Linked DNA regions of Mus musculus: region 1 is linked to region 2. A link is a contact called in ENCODE POLR2A ChIA-PET data. All regions are on one chromosome and are shown on one strand. Each heading gives the region's core, a stretch centred on a gene start or an enhancer-like site at or near the end of the contact. The rest is flanking DNA. Distances are from core to core; before and after follow the strand shown. Region 1 holds the start of Agps (alkylglycerone phosphate synthase). Region 2 holds the start of Nfe2l2 (nuclear factor, erythroid derived 2, like 2).

Region 1 (5,034 bases), core at 1,794-4,293, 130 kb before region 2:
CACCAAAAGATTCCAAAACCACTAAGCACAGCTATAATCACCTTTGCTGGATAGGTACTTCAGTTCCTCCTTTTCCCTTTAGGCTCAGTTCTTGTTGCTATAGATGTTGAGACCCAGCTAAGTAGCATGAATTGAAAGTTTCCCAACCAACAATAATGAAATAGAACGATCACAGTCTGAGAAAACATCTAATGTTTCATCTAACACATGGTTTTATGTCTCCCTTAATACATGACAGTAGTATACTTTGCACTGAATTAAATGCAAGCATTTTGATTAAACTTCAGAGCAGTGTTACGGTGTAGATGTTACCACTACTCAGCTAACCCTGAGCGTCCTCCCACCTTCACCCCATAAGTGAGCTGCAGTTGTCCCTACACTTTGCCATGCAAGGATCACCACTACTTAGAGCAGTTACCCTCAGCCTTAAGAAGTCGTACCCAGCCTGGCAGCAGTGGCACATGCCTTTAATCCAAGCACTCTTGGGAGGCAGATGTGGATCTCTGAGTTCAAAGTGAACCTAGTCTACAAAGCTAGTTACATAGTTACAGGGCAACCAGGGCCACAGAGAGAAAACCTGTCTTAAAAAAAAAAAAAAAAAAAAAAAAAAAAAAAAAGTAGTCTTACCTATTACATCAGAGCATTGCTATTTCTTCCCTAAATGCTGAAGGCAAAGGCCACTAAACCCATCTTAAGGAAACCTGCCCTGCCTACTTAATTTAATAATGTAGGTGCACATATAAATGTTTAGTCACACAGATACCTGCAAATGAGAAAACAGTCATGTGTATGAAGCCACTAGGAAAAATGAGAAATCAGATACTATAACATCAGTGACACCAGAGGCTAAGTGACTCTCGGCTTTACCCTCTCCTACCACCAAGTAACCAAACTCTGGGAACCTCCTCGTAGTCTTAAAATGGTATCGGATGCCTTAATTCCGAGTCCCAGCATTATGCATTAAAGTTAGGCGATTCACAGCCACTGTCTGTCTTCAGACACAAGCAACTACAGCTATTTGTTGAGAGCTTGTGTAACACAGTACACTGAACATCTTTCAGCTGCAGTTTTCTGTTGCCAAAGCAAAAATGCAAAGCAGGGATTAGTTCTTTGGTTTTTTGGTTTTGTTTGGTTTTGTTTCCGTTTCCTAAAACAGGTCTCCAACCTCCACTCCCAAGTGCTTGGATTAAAGGCTTACCCACCACCACCACATCTGGTTCTACATCTTTCTTAAAATGAGGGAGGGGACACAGCTCTGAGAGAGACAGAAAGTTTATACGGTAAAACAGCCTAATGGAATTCAAACCTAGGTTTGTTTCCAGCCATTACAGTTGCCAATCGAATCTTCATCTCCATTCCAGTGTCCTTTCTAAAAAGTAACTCAGATGTTCTTTCCGTCCGCATCCCTGTCATTCTCACAGCTTCTGCCACACCTGAGTCCGGTAGTTCTCTAGTCCCCCACACTCTTTACCTGTGACCATTCTGTTTGTCTACCACGAGCTTTCTCCCCCTCCAGGGCTGTTTTCATTACAAACTTCAAGATTTACACAGAAACCCCTGGCTCAGAAAAGCCTTTATCCTAACAAATACATATACTCAAAACTAGGGTTAAATGACCATGAGTTTCAATTATCAGCTAAATTTCTTAAACTGTATTATTACTTTGGTGCCCTACAGGGAAGAGCACATTTCAGAATCCCTGCATTTCTGGCACAGTGTGTATGCAGTGAGAACTTAATTACATGGGTTGAATTCATGAGGCAGTCCATTTGATTTGCTTTTGATGTGTAAACTGTAACACAGGTACCTGCTACCTGCAGCACACTTCTTAACCTTTTCTTCTAATTTCTTCATCTGTAAAATGGAAGACTACTGCACCTACCTAATACCTTAGGAACGTAGAAGTAATGGAAATAGCACCATCTCCAGCACTTTGAAAGTACACATTCGAGTTAGCAAAATCTTTTTTTTTTTTCATTCTCCAAGTTTTTCCAAACTGATCATCTCAGAAAACACCATCTCTCGACAGCTTTCATCAGAGACAGAGATTCTCCTCCAATGGTCTTAAGGTTTTACAAACATTCCTCATTCAGACTCTTGTCTTTTAGCTTCTTAAAGGATCAGTAGCTGGAATACCAAAGTCTTAAGTCACTAACGCTTGCAGTCTACTGTATCTCACTCACTCACTCACTGGTTTCCTCCCTTAAAGTTAGAATCCATGACCACAAGGAAGTGGTAACCTACCCTACAGAAACCACTCACACCTCTCCCCAGAGTACCACCATCCCACTCCAGCTTGCTAGCATCCAGGCTTTTGAGAATTCGTAGAAATCTGATTATCTAGTGCAATTTTAAAACTCCTCGTCGTAGATTAAGACAATCCTCCTGCTACCCGTTCCAAGATAGAGAATGAATTTCCAGCCTCCAAAACCCAAAAGAGGGGATCCGCTTAAACCCTTTTCCCACTAGGTCATGAAATGTGTTTCCTTCAAAAAGAGACACCAAAATCCGGCCAAGCCATGCCGCCCCTTCCCGACAGAGTCCGGTGTGTCTGGTCCACTCCCAGCCCGCAAGCTGATGTACTCTCAGGGATCGGAATGCCTTCCGCCCACCCTGCCAACTCCCTGCCCACTCCCGTGCTCTCCTCTCCCACAGCCCAGGCCGCTCACGGCCTCCCGCCGCCAGCTCCATCCCGGGCCGCTACTCACCGCTTCTTGGGGATGGTGCCCGACTCTGGTGCGGCAGGAGTAGCGGCGGGCGACGCCCCGGCCGCCGACGCGGCTCTCCGCGCTTTGCACTCATTGGTACTCGGAGCCTCCTGGGGCCGGCCCAGCAGATGGCCCGACAGAACCCGCAGCCGCCGGCGCGCGCGGCCCGCGTCTGGGTCCCGCTCGCTCGCGCCCGCCTCGCCCGCCGCCGCCTCCGCCATGGCTTCCGCCTTGTGCCGCCGCCCGAGGCCGCTGGGCTCGGGTGAAAGGTCACTCAGAGCGGCGCCCCGCGCGACCATTCGCTGCGGCGCATCCCGGCAGTCACCGCGGCGACTGGCGGCAGGGGCCTTGCGCCTGGAGCTTCAACGGGCTCTGTCCCCGCCCACAGCAGCTTCGCCCCGCCCCTCCCCGCCTCGGCCACGCCCGCCGCCGCGCCTCGCCACGCCTCGTCCTGGCGTACCTGCAGAGCAGGTGAGTTCCAGCGGAGCCCGGATTGGCCCAAAGGGGCAGGAGGAGAGCCAAACTACACAGCACACCCGCAGTTGCCAAACCTATGGGTGTGGCATCTTGGATGTGGCCCGAGCGCCCGGAGGCTATTTTCTGGAACAGATGCCTAGGAGCCTGAATAGTGAGTGGGCCGGTGGTGCTGCTGATCTGGCAATGGAGCCAAACCTGGTGAACTTCCCCTAGGTCAAAACCAATCCTTTAAGCGATAGAGCCAGTGCCCCATCAGTCTCTAGGTGTCTAGCACTGTGTTCAGCACTCATGTGGAAGTGAGAGGACAACTTCCAGTTGTCTCTTTCCACCATGTGTATCCAGGGCATCAAACTCGGGTCATCAAACTTCGTGGCAAGTACCTTTACCTACTGAGCCGTCTTGCCCACAGGCTGTATAAAAACCACAGCCTTCAATCTAATGGTTGTTTTTTTTTTTTTTTTTTTTTTTTGGTTTTTTGGTTTTTTGGTTTGTTTGTTTACGTGAAAAAGTGTTATCTGCAAAAATACCATTGAGTTCGTTTTGTGTTAGCCAACAACTCCTAGGCATGGGGCCCACTCTGAAGTGTGGTTAATATACCTAGTGAGACTCCACTGGCAAAAAGTACTTTTCTTGTGCGGATGGGTACCAATTTCAGATAGCTTTTTGGTTCATGGTGGGACGCTGTGTCCACTTCAACCTCTCAGCTCTAGGATTCCATCTGGCTTGATCCCCTGTACATCCTTTGTGTGCTGTCACAGTTTCTGTGAGTTCGTATGTGAATTAGTTCTGTTGTATACAAAAGACACTTTCTTTGGAGTCATCCATCAGCTCTGACTCTTAGAATCTTTCCTCCTCTTCTGTGTCGATCCCTGAGCCTTGAAGGGAAGGTGTTGGGTGGCTTAGCATCTTTTTATACTTGATTTTTTTTCCAGATAATATAAAAGCTATAAAGGCCTAGTAACATCTATTTTGTGCATCTACCTAAGGTCTCTGTTGAATTCTCTTTGCTCTTCTGACTTTTAAGTCCATGAGAGCTCTGTTTAGGTGACCATCCTCTCACCAGGGCAAACCTGCTCCTGCAGGGTGTGACTGGGGCTGGATGCATGACTAAGAGAACAGATATGCATTCCTGAACATTTCATAACAGAAGAAAGAGATCCTTTGACATCATTCTCTGCTAGAGAAGTAGCGTCTTACTTAAAATAAATCAATAAGTAAACTTCAGTTTGCCTTCCAGTGCTGTGCACATGTTCATAATGACCATCCTGCCTTGCACAAGCTGAAGAAAACGATGCATTCATATCTATTGGCTTGGTAAAAGTCGCCAGAGAAGTTGGAGGTGACTCGGTCCAAGAATTAATGAGCTAAGGGTTTTTCCTAACCGCTGTCCCCTCCATTCATCCAGACATTTCTCCCACTTCCTCATATTTTACTTCCATTATCTTCATCCGGCAAATTCAGATATCACCAGTGACGTTGCTGCAGAGAAAAATAGACTTATCAGTTATTGAGTCTTGATGTTCTATCGCCTCTAGTGCAGATTATCCTTTGACCTTGCAAGAGCGTATTCATCCGCCTGTGCTTCCTTAAATGACTCAGAAACTCTGTCCTCTCCTGCCTCCTTCTGTGCTTCCTTGTTCCAGTGGCCTCGCCGCCATTTTGTTCCACCAACCCCAGTTTCTTTTACTGCTGTTTTGCCTCTGTACAGCTGGTTCTTCACCTTCACTTTTCTCTGTGTGCATTTTCTTCCTAAGCATGTCTGGTCTTCATTTATGATGCATGTCTTTATTTAATTTTTATGTACACATTTCTCTTCCTCCAAAAGGGCCAAAGACTTTGTGAAGGCAAA
Region 2 (5,571 bases), core at 3,058-5,557:
AGTCTGCCTCTTGTGCTGCTGCAGTTGGCTCCAACTTTGTCAGTGCTGCCTTAGTGGCTCCACGCAGTCCTGTGCTGAGTTGGCTGGGATGATGAGAGGCAGACTAGCCAGGGAGAAGTGTGGAGGGGGGGTTATGGGAGGGGTGTAGCTGCGACAGGGGCCCAAGGGGTGTGGCCAAACATCTGCCATCCCTTGCAGGTGACAGTCATCTGCTGGGTCTCCAGGGTTTTAAGCCTGAGCTCAACCAGGGACCAGGCTGCCTATACACATCTCACCGCCCCACATAAAGTCAGATGTACTTAATAGAAACACTTCAAAAGGTCTTCAAAGATATGCTGAATATGGCATTTAAAGGCTTCCTGTATTGGGGGGGGGGGAATCCAGTTTTTAGATCTTTTAACCCTAAGATCTCTTCCAAAGATGACTCCATCTGAATTGTGGTAACACTAACCAATGGGTTAAACTGCCCCACACTTCACTCATCTCCAGGACACTGGAGAATTGACTGTCCCTCATTGTACTAATCAAGGTAGGCCAGCCTCTCAATGTTCTAACCCACAGGAAAGGCTCTTTTGTGCCTGGCAGCTGAAGGTTGATGTTGCCCTGTGTAGCAGTGAGAGTTAATGGTGTCTCATGTGATGGCTGGAGGCGAAAGCCATTCGGCATCCAAGTAGATTGCTGAGATTGCTGAGGAGGAACCTATAGTAATCGTCCACGTAGTGGGTAAGTACCTGCCATTTTACTAATACAGAGGCCATTTACTTTATACAGCCTGCTCAAATGTATTCTTCTCCAATCTCTGATGGTGTTGATGGCTAACTGTAGCTTTATCCGTTTAGCAGCAGCTGCCTGGAACATGAATTCCATATATGGAAATCAGGCGCCTTGCCTTTTCTAGAGCTATTGGGTCTCCTGGTTTGAAAAAGACATGCTCACAAAACAGGTTTCCGAGTAGCCTTTACAATTCCTCTATTTAAAGAACTTGCATTGCAATGACTCCTCGCAGTAATCAACCACTGTGTCTTATGATAAATGGTTAAATGGAAAAGGTTCGAGATTTACGTAAGTTGTAAGGGTCTGAGAAAATAATAATAAAACTTGAATTCACCTGTCACAGGTCAAATAACTCCAGATAGGTAATCCTGTCAATCAACAGCCTAAGCTTACTGCTCCTTCCAGAGGGGGGGAGGCTCTAAATGTAAGAGTTTTCCTTTAAGTTCTTAAAGTTTAACCTCTGTCCACTTGGCTGACCCCACCCAGGATCAGCAGCAGACCACAAACTGCACCAAACACCTGTGAGCTTGCTGGAAACTGATCTAAACCAGTACAGCTAATGTGTGTGATTGCTCCCTATCTTTTCAGCTCCTGTCTAGAGCCCCACCCCTTGGCCTTTGACCAGCATTACAGCCTTCCAGGGCCCTGACAACACACGAATTCCAGCTGAGAAGCAGTTACCAAGGAGAGTGCATCTCCCCTTATCCTCAACAAAAGTCTAGAATGTTAGGTTGAAAGGAAACTGGGACCCCACTGGAAGACCCATACCTCATCATCCTTACTACATACACTCTGCTGCTGTCAAGGAAGACCATAGCCACACCTGGATGCATCACTTTCAGATCAGGTGATCAGGGGATGATGACCCTGCTGCAGAAAAATGGACTGTCATCAAGGCCCGAGAAGATCCACTGAAGATAAGACTCCCGTGTGGCTGTCACATCATGTATTAGTTATAGACTAATAATGTTTTGTCTATGTTCCCTCCCTCTTTTATGGAGTATATGTCTAGACCCTCTTGCCTTAGATGTCTCACAGCTCTTGGCCACCACTTGTCAAGTGGGCATTCCTTTCTTCACCTCTGGGTTAAAACTCTTTGGTTTGCATGTGATCACATCCCTGCTTTTAGCTCTTTGGCGTATGTATCAAAGCCCCAACTTTTGTCTCTAGTATTCCTCAGATGTTTGTATGCGACAGTGTGGCATGGAGAGAGTACTTGTTTTTGCAAATCTCTCCAGCCCCCTGGAGCAGAAAAATGCAGTTCCTCCCCTTCTATCCCTCATAGAAAACTTAGGATTGTCAGCTGCCCTTCTAACAGTTGGCAGCCATTCTTCCGGCAACAGCTACAACAATGGCTTGGTGTCATTTACAAAAATGTAAGATGTCAGATAACCCAGGATTTATTTGCATTAGAAAAGTCTACTGTAAAATTAGAAGAACAGGTCGATTCATTAACCGAGGTACTCCAACAGCATGGTAGGGCACTTGATCTGCTTTATGCACAACACAGAGATTACTGTATGACCTTGGGGAAACGTGCTGCTTCTACGCAAACTACTAAGCAAACTATTCAGTTTGGTTTGGCATCACAGAGAGAGGGAAAAGGCCCTACAAGGAGGAAGTAAAAGCCTCCCATTTCCTTTCTCAGGTTCTTCCTGGCTAGTAACTCTGCTTTCAGTTGTCACAAGGCCCTTAGCTCTCCTGCCGACAGAGGTTGGCCCCTGCAGCATTAATACTATGAAATATTATGTTGTTGGCTAACTTTATGTTTAAAAGTTTAAATTTTCGGTGCTCCAGAGAACTATAAAGCAAAATTAGACCTCCAAATGTTAAGGGCCGTTAAGGGTTAAATTTTTTTTACTGCTGTTTCTGTTTTGCTGGAGAAGGAGATTCTGTTTGCATTCTGTTTGTGAGAGAACAAATGGCTGAGCATTGCATTCAGAAGTCCTGAGTCTCAGCTGGAGACCTAGCGCTAGGATCTGAGTAAGAGACCTTTCTTTGTCAGATTGTTGAATCTCTAACTGACCCCAGGCCCATAATAGGGTAGTGGTTTTTAAAATACATTTCAAGCCAGGCAGTGGTGGCGCAAACCTTTAGCCCCAGCACTTGGGAGGCAGAGGCAGGCAGATTTCTGAGTTCTAGGCCAGCCTGGTCTACAGAGTGAGTGTCAGGACAGCCAGGGCTACACAGAAAAACCCTGTCTTAAAAAACCAAAAAAAAAAAAAAAAATTCAAAAGAAGATATTTGTGTTCAAACATACTTAAAACAACAAAGAGAAAGATAAAAATACTCTGGGTTTTCAACTATTAACACATTAAAACATCCCTCGATTTTTTTTCTAAGCCCATATAACTATTTTAGAAATTGGATTTTTTTTCGGGGGCAGTTAAAGAAGTATGTTTGGGAATGAACGTTGTGAAAACAGTCACTACCACCACCACCACCACCAAACCCAAGTGGCAGAGTCTATGGTACAGTTCTCAGCCTGTGGAGAGCCACCCCAAGCATCTCAGATATTTTGCACATCCGATACTTACATTACAATTTATAGCAACAAAATTAGTTATGAAGTAGCAGCAAAAATACTTTTCTAGTTGGAGGTCACCACAACACGAACTATATTAAAGGGTCGCTGCATTACGACGGTTGAGAAACGCTGCTCTAAAAACAGCTTGAGAGGTGGGGCCTTATGAGATCATACCTCAAAATTCCCAAATAGAGTAAGTACGTGTAAAGGAACCCTGAGAGTCTTAGAATCCACTTCGGTGATTCTGTTAGAGCTGTGCCCGCTTGCTGGGCTCTGGGTGGATGAAGTGATACTGAGTGACCGCTTGGGCCCCGAGCCCAGGGCACGTGGGAGAAGTGGAGGGCCTTCGAGTAAGCGAGCACGAGTTTGCAGCGTGGACTCATCCATCTCCCTGGGGCAGAGGTGTTTGAGCACCAGCAACTGAATGGGACCTGGGGCCAGAGGGCAGTTGGCCTCTTGCAAAGTCCGGGTCCCAGCTCAGAGCCCTAACCCCGAAACTGGCGCCACAGTCAGCCGGTGGAGCGAGATAAAGCGGGCAAGGTTCTGCAGGTCCAAATCAGGGAGTGGCAGCTCCGATAGCAGCGCACGGGCCGGGGCTCCCGGTGTGCTTGCACCAACTGTTTAAACTGCTTCAAAGAGCCAGGGCTGGAGCGACCTTCGGCAAACAGCTGCTAATCTCTAGCAAGGGGGTGCTGTCCTACAGAGGACTGGGGGGGCCGAAGGCCTCCTGCTCGCGCTCCGCCCCCCGTGCGACTTCAGCCCACCTGACTCCGCCATGCCCCGGACAGCGAGAGGAGGATCAACAGTGGGGGGTCGAGGGGAACGCGGGAACTCCGGCCGGAAGCACTCAGGTCCATGCCCCGCCCTCGGGCTCTTGCTCCTTCCACTGGCCCCCGTCTTGTCCCCCCCTCCCCTTGCCCCGCCCTAGGCCTTTGCGGGGGGCCCTCGGGTCCTTGCCCTGCCCCTGTACGCGATTCCAAGCTCTTGCCCCGCCCCTTACCCCGCCTCCATGCCCTTGTCCTGCCTCTGGCCCTTGCCTCTTGCCCTAGCCTTTTCTCCGCCTCTAAGTTCTTGTCCCGTCCCTAGGTCCTTGTTCCGCCCCCAGGGGGCGGGGGCGGGGCGGACTAAGGCTGGCCTGCCACTCCAGCGAGCAGGCTATCTCCTAGTTCTCCGCTGCTCGGACTAGCCATTGCCGCCGCCTCACCTCTGCTGCAAGTAGCCTCGCCGTCGGGGAGCCCTACCACAGCGTCCGCCCTCAGCATGATGGACTTGGAGTTGCCACCGCCAGGACTACAGTCCCAGCAGGTGCTGCCCCAACCTTCGGGCCCCTGGGCTGTGCCAAGAAGCCGGCAGGAGCTCGAGGGGATAGTGGCTCCGGGAGGGAGGGACAGTCTGAGCCAGGACTACGACGGCAGGGCCTGGGAACTGCCCCGCCGAGCTGGGAGGGCAACGGAGGATGTTGGGGCCGCGACGAGAGTGGGGTCCGAGCCTGAGGTCTCCAGGGGCGGCGAGGTTGGGGTGTGGAGGAAGCTCTGACTTCGTGGGGCCAGGCAGAGACACCACCACCTCGCTGGGTGGGAGGCGCAGAGGCGGGAGGGGGGTGGATGCTGGCGGTCTAAACCGGCGCCGCCCGGCCTTTTCCGGGGCAGCGTAGTTTCCCTGATTCGGTGCCGGTAAAAATGTGCCTAGTCACGGGGCCGCGCTCGGGGGAGCTGAGGTCTCTCCTCGGCGTCCGCCCGAAGCCCTCCCCAACCCCCGTTCTACGACTTGGTGAGCTCGGCCGTCTACGGCCTCAGCCCGAGAGCTGGTCTGTAAGATCACGCCTGTCCGTCTTGATCCAGAAAAGCCCAGCCCTCCGGGGGCGGAGGAGAAAGTCACCGGGTGGCCCTCGTGCTCTGGCGCCCCGACGGGCGGCCTGCCGGCAGGGCTCCGCACGCTCCTTCAGCCTGGGAACCCGGGAATGGCCTCGCGCCGGGCGCAAGGACGTGCAGACCTGGGCGGCGGGCTCCGAGGTCCGAGTGGGCCCCATGCTGGGCTGTGTGTTCTGAGTATGGTGACCCGCGGGGCCCCACGTAGTGTGCGAGGCTGTGGCTTCTGGCTGGCTTACATCGGCCAGTTGGCAGTCACAGAGGCCCTCGGTTGGCCCTTTCCTGCTCTATAGCGTGCAAACCTCGCTGCTCTGGGGCCAAGGGACAAGTTGGAGCTGTTGATCAGTTGCGCAATTGTTATTTTCCCCTGGGCGGCTTTGTCTTTGGATTTAGCATTACAGA

Evidence for each region. ChIA-PET counts read pairs that join two places held with the same protein, here RNA polymerase II (POLR2A).
Region 1: POLR2A ChIA-PET joins it to region 2 with 23 read pairs in embryonic stem cell. The contact joins the promoter of Agps here to the promoter of Nfe2l2 in region 2. POLR2A ChIA-PET finds 5 or more read pairs at or near these places in 4 of 5 experiments (Patski and embryonic stem cell).

The regions. Positions count from the first base shown.
Region 1 is chr2:75,830,186-75,835,219 of GRCm38, reverse strand. It overlaps Agps (alkylglycerone phosphate synthase), which reads right to left and starts at 3,043. Exons shown (of 20, transcript NM_172666.3): 1 at 2,709-3,043. The coding sequence starts at 3,007. It overlaps Gm34861 (a long non-coding RNA gene), which reads left to right and starts at 3,033. Exons shown (of 3, transcript XR_866490.3): 1 at 3,033-3,179.
Region 2 is chr2:75,703,399-75,708,969 of GRCm38, reverse strand. Nfe2l2 (nuclear factor, erythroid derived 2, like 2) reads left to right here and starts at 4,307. Exons shown (of 5, transcript NM_010902.4): 1 at 4,307-4,606. The coding sequence starts at 4,562. E030042O20Rik (a long non-coding RNA gene) reads right to left here and starts at 2,085. Exons shown (of 2, transcript XR_003953858.1): 1 at 1,543-2,085.